Regions from separate parts of the Homo sapiens genome. Here region 1 is linked to region 2. The links are chromatin loops, found by intact Hi-C in ENCODE. Cell type or tissue: B cell. All regions are shown on one strand. Links, peaks and the distances in the headings refer to the core of each region. The heading gives the core; the rest is flanking DNA.

The links. A loop is a pair of places that touch in the nucleus more often than their neighbours do. Peaks named below come from ENCODE experiments on the same cell type or tissue, not always from the same donor. Only the 100,000 strongest peaks of a DNase experiment are listed, where the experiment ranks them.
Region 1: it touches region 2 in a loop (1.9-fold over the local background); 2 of 110 quality-filtered maps call a loop at or near these places.

Annotation. Positions count from the first base shown.
Region 1 is chr2:97,850,993-97,853,914 of GRCh38, reverse strand. The region is part of intron 5 of TMEM131 (transmembrane protein 131); the gene reads left to right. Among named protein-coding and RNA genes, the nearest start is that of ZAP70, 140 kb to the right of the region's middle. In B cell, for the core only: no CTCF peak of the experiment used is centred there; no DNase peak of the experiment used is centred there.
Region 2 is chr2:97,931,653-97,934,574 of GRCh38, reverse strand. All of the region lies in intron 1 of TMEM131 (transmembrane protein 131), which reads left to right. Among named protein-coding and RNA genes, the nearest start is that of TMEM131, 63 kb to the left of the region's middle. In B cell, for the core only: no CTCF peak of the experiment used is centred there; a DNase peak (open chromatin) is centred at 1,114; H3K4me3 peaks cover 755 bases; H3K27ac peaks cover 2,500 bases.

The DNA.
Region 1 (2,922 bases), core at 258-2,757, 81 kb after region 2:
CAGCATCTTCACTAGGAGTAGATTTCATCTCACGAAACCACTTTTTTTGCTCATCCCTAAGAAACAACTCCTCTTCCGTTCAAGTTTTATCATGGGATTGCACAAATTCATTCACATCTGCAGATGCCACTTCTAATTCTTTTCTCTTGCTGTTTCTACCACATCTACAGTGACTTCTCCACTGAAGTCTTGAACCCTTCCTTCAAAGTCATCCATAAGGGTTGGGATTAACTTCTTCCAGCCTCCTATTGTTGACATTTTAACCTTCTCCCATGAATCACAAATGTTCTTTTTTTTTTTTTTTTTTCCAAGACGGGGTCTCACTCTGTCGCCCAGGCTGGAGTGCACTGGCACAATCTTGGCTCACTGCAACCTCCGCCTCCCAGGTTCAAGCAATTCTCCTGCCTCAGCCTTCTGAATAGCTGGGATTATAGGCCCGTCCCACCACTGCCAGCTACATTTTTTTTTTTTTTTTTTTTTTTAGTAGAGATGGGATTTCACCATGTTGGCGAGGCTGGTCTCGAACTCCTGACTTCAGGTGATCCACCCGCCTCAGCCTCCCAAAGTGCTGGGATTACAGACTTGAGCCACTGTGCCCAGCTGCAAATGTTCTTAATGGCATTTAGAATGGTGACTCATTTCCAGGAGGTTTTCAATGGACTTTGCCCAGATCCATCAGAGGAATCACCCTTTGTGGCAGCTATAGCCTTAAGCAGTGTATTTCTTCAATAAGAAGACTTGCAACTTGAAATTACTCCTTGATCCTTGGCTGAAGAATGGATGTTGTGTTAGCAGTCATGAAAACAACGTGCATCTTCTTGTACATTTTCATCAGAGCTCCTGGGTGACCAGTTGCCTTGTCACTGAGCAGTAATATTTGGAAAGAAATCTTTTTTCTGAGCATTAGGTCTCAACAGTGGATTTTAAATATTCAGTAAACCATGTTATAAATAGATGTGCTGTTATCTAGGCCTTGTCCATTTATAGAGCACAGGTAGAATAGATTTAGCACAGTTCTTAAGGTCTCTAGAATTTTCAGAATGGCAGATGAGCACTGGCTTCAACTTAAAGCCACCAGCTGTGTTAGTCCCTAATAAGAGAGAGTCAGCCTGTCCTTTGAAGCTTTGAAGCCAGGCACTGACTTCTCTTTAGATGGTATCTTCCAACAGAAGGCTGCTTGATCTACATGGAAAATTTGTTGTTTAGTGTGGCCACGTTCATCAATGATCTTAGCTAGATCTTCTGGATAACTTGCTGCAACTTGTACATCAGCATTTAATGCTTCACCTTGCACTTTTATGTGATGGAGCTGGCTTCTTTTCTTAAACCTCATGAATCGATCCCTTTTAGCTTTCAGCTATTCTGCAGCTTCCTCCCCTCTCTCAGCCTTCACAGAATTAAAGAGAGTCAGGGCCTTGCTCTGGATTAGACTTTGGCTTAAGAGAATGGTATGGCAAGGCCAGGCGTGGTGGCTCACGCCTGTAGTCCCAGCACTTTGGGAGGCTGAGGCAGGTGGATCACCTAAGGTCAGGAGTTCGAAACCAACCTGGCCAACGTGGTGAAACCCCATCTCTACTAAAAATACAAAAATTGGGTGTGGTGGTGTGCACCTATAATCTCAGTTACTCAGGAGGCTGAGGCACAAGAATCGCTTGAACCTGGAAGGCAGAGATTGCAGTGAGCCAAGACCACGCCATTGCACTCCAGCCTGGGCATCAAGCGAAACTCCATCTCAAAAAAAAAAAAAAAAAAAGAGAATGCCGTGGCTGCTTAGCTCTTCCATCCAGACCACTAAAGCTTTATCCCTATCAGCAATAAGGCTGTTTTCCTTCTTTACCACATGTGTGTTCACTGGAATAGCATTTTTAACTTCCTTCAACAACTTTTCCTTTGCATTCACAGCTTGGCTGTTTGGCACTAAAGGCCTAGCTTTGAGCCTCTCTTGGCTTTGAGCATGTCTTCCTCACTAACCTTATTTCCAGATTTTGGGTTAAAGTGAGAGATGTGCAACCCTTCCTTTTACTCCAACACTTACAGGCCATTGTAGGGCTACTAATTGGCCTAATTGTAATATTATTGTATCTTAGGAATAGGGAAGCTTGAGGAGAGGAAGGGAGTTGGGAGAACAGCAGTTGGTGGAGCAATGAGAACACACATAACATTTTTCGATTTAAGCTTGCCATCTTATGTGGGCATAATTTGTGGTGCCCTAAAACAATTTCAGTAGCAACATCAAAGATCACAGATCACCATGCAGATATAATAATAATGAAAAATTTGGAAATATTGCAAGATTGCCAAAATGTGACACAGAGATAGAAAGTGAGTACATGGTGTTGGAAAAATGACACTGATAGACTTGCTTGATGCGTGGTTGCTACAAACCTTTAATTTGTCAAACAAAAAACTGCAGTACCTGCGAAGTGCAGTAAAGCAAAGCACAATAAAATGAGATATGCTGTATGTTTTGAAGATACACCCAACAGGATTTCCTGATGTGGGATTTGAGAGAAAGAGAAGAGTCAAAATTGACTCTAGAATTTTGTCCTGAGCAACTAGAAGGACAGAGTTGAGTCAGCTGAATTGAAGAAGGCAGAGGGTAGAACGGGTTTCAGAGGTACAATCAGTAGTTCAATTTGGACATGTTAGATTTCAGGTATCTCCTAGATATCCAAGAGGAGGTGGCAAATAGGCAGATAGTATTCGAGTTTGGTATATGAGAACTCGACTAGAAATAGAAATTTAGGAGTCACTAGTGTATATCTGAAGCCATGGATCTGGATGAGATCACCAAGGAAGGAAAAAGCCCAGGGACTGAGCTATGGTACAGTGCTGACTTGGGAAAATTACGGTTTCTTAGTGGTATTACTAGAAACTCAGATCTCCTATCCATCATCTACATACTAGATGTCCAGTTCCGAT
Region 2 (2,922 bases), core at 149-2,648:
CTTGTTTTTGAAGATTGTTTTTAGCAATTCTAGGGTTTGTTCCTATCTAATTTTTTGTATAAGCTTGTCAACAAAAAATTATCCTGGGATTTTTACAGGGTTTACATTAAACCCACAGATTAATTTGGGAAGAATTAACATCTTTACATTTTGAGTCTTTTAATCCATGAATATAGTGTGTCTTCTTGTTTATGTAGATCTTCTTTGATTTATTTCATCAGCATTTTGTATATTTCAGTACATATGTCCTGTGCATGCTTTCTTAGATTTATATCTGAGGTACTTCATTTTATTTGGAGTCGTAAATGGCGTTGTAAATGGCATTTTAATGTTGATTTTTGCATATTCATTGTTAGTATATAGAAATGTACTGGATTTTAGGATTTAGACCTTGTATTCTGCAACTTTGCTATATGTACTTATTACCTTTAAGAAGGACTTTTCTTTTTGAGTCCTTGGGGTTTTTACATAGACAAGTATGTAGCCTGCAATTAGGGAGTTTTATTTCCTTTCCAGTGTGTTCGTCTTTTTTTTTTCCTTGCCTTGTTAAAGTGGCCAGAACTTCTAGCACATGTTGAATAGAGTGAGAGCCACATCCTTGACATGTTCCCAGTCTCAGGGCCTATATATTCAGTCTTTTACTGGTAAGAAGGATATTACCTAGAGGTTGAGATTGAGGTAGTTCTACATTTCTCCTATCTTCTTGAGAGTTTTTATCATGAAGAGGTGTTCGGTTTTGTCAAATACTTTTTCTGTGTCAGTTGATATGATCATGTGTTTTTCCTCTTTAGCCTGTTGATGGGGTGAATTACAATGATCAGTTTTTGAATTTTGGGTGAGTCTTGCATACCTTGAGTAAAAGTCACTTGGTCGTGATGCATAATTTTATACATTGCTGGGTTCAATTTGTAATTTTTTTTTTGTCTAAGTTAATGAGTTTTGTAGTTTTTAAAATAACATGTATGTAGCATAAAATTCAGCATTTATAACTATTTTAAGTGTACAATTCAGTAGCATTAATCACAATGTTATACAAACACCACCATTCTTTTTTCATTACCCTAGAGACTCAGTAACCATTAAGCCACAACTCCTCACTTCCCCCTACCCTGTTGCCCAGTAACCTCTAATCTACTTTCTGTCCCCGTGAATTTGCTTATTCTACATTTTTCATGTGAGTAGAAGCACAGTATTTGCCCTTTTTTGTCTAGCTTATTTCACTTACTATAATATTTTCAAGGTCCATCCATGTTGTAGCATATATCAGAATTTCATTCTTTTTTGTGGCTGAATAATATTTCATTATGTAACTGCCATGTTGATCCATTCATCTGTGATGGACACTTGGTGTTTCTGTTTGGAGACTTTGGGTACTATGGTCACGCATCACTCAACGTGGAAAACATCCTAAGTGGTGTTAGGCCATTTAATCATTGTGCTAACATAGAGTGTACCTACACAAACCTAGGTGGTATAGCCTACTACATACCTAAGGTATATGATACAGCCTATTGCTCCTAGACTGCAAGCCTGTACAACATGTTACTATACTGAATACTGTAGGCAGTTGTAACACAATGGCAAGTTTTCGTGTATCTAAACATAGAAAAGGGTACAGTAAATACAGTATTATAATCTTATGGAGCCACCATCATCTATGCAGTCCATCGTTGACCAAAACATTACATGGTACATGACTGCATTTAAATACTTTGTTTTAACAGTCAGCCTATTTAGGTTTATCATATAGGTCCTGACTAGGGCCTGCTGTTTTGGGCTATAGTTCCAGTAATAGCTTAGTTTTTAGAGCATTTGCAGTGCGAGCTTCAGAGTTTTAGTGATTTTCTGATACTGAAGCTGCTAAGAGTAGTTGGTGGTTCTTGAGCATTAGTTCTACATTTTATAACTGAAGTTTACAGATCTTTTTAGATGACTTAGATTCTTTAGGATAAGGTGAAAATTAATTATGGTATTTTGTCTTTAGCTATAAAATTAATTTTGAAAAACCTTTCTGGCTCATCTTTTTAGATGTATGGTATATATCCTGCACATCTGAATTACATAGGATTATATTTTGAGTTTTAGTAAACAACATGGGCATTAGCTTCTTTAGGAAGTTGATGATATTGAGTGGTCTTGATAAAATTAAAATATGGTTTATATGAGTTCCCTTGTACTTCTAATGTGGCAAGAAGACAAGTATATGTTACATTTTTCAGATAATAAAACTAATGAGGGAAGAAACAAAGCTTTGATCATAAAATGTCTTTAAGCTCGAAGGGACCCATGTGGACCTAGTCCAGGATGTTTTAAAATTGCTATTGAGCCCTTTGTTGAAACAAAATATTGAGCAAGTGTAACTGTAAAAGAGATATTGATGTATTTAACAATGTTGAATTCTAAAATAGCAGTGTCTTTTTTTTTTTTTTTTTTAAGACAGGGTCTTGTTCTGTCACCCAAGCTGGAGTGCATTGGCACTATCTCAGCCCACTGCAACCTCTGCCCCCTGGGCTCAAGCACAATGTCATTATCCTAACCAGAATTTCTTATCTTATGTTTTTCAGACTTGCTTCTAGGCACAGATTATTGACAAGCAAACCAGGAACTTTTACAGATTGTGATAAGAATTAAGATAGGGAATATAATAGAGGATAACTGGGCTGCTCTGAGAAGCCAAGGAGGGCCACACTGTGAGTGGGGTCAAGGCTGAGACTTGAAGGAGGAGAAGATGCCAGCCATAACAACAGCATGCTAGGCAAGGTGACTCTGTAACACAGCTTTGGGGACCCTCCTGAGGCCTGCCTGTGTGGCCCTTTCTTCTGTTCCTAGTTTTTGTAGAAGAAAGTTTAAAAATCGCTGATTTGACTAGTCCAGCCTTCTCCTTTTGTGGGTGAGGAGATTGTGAAGGCTAGAAGGTAAAGA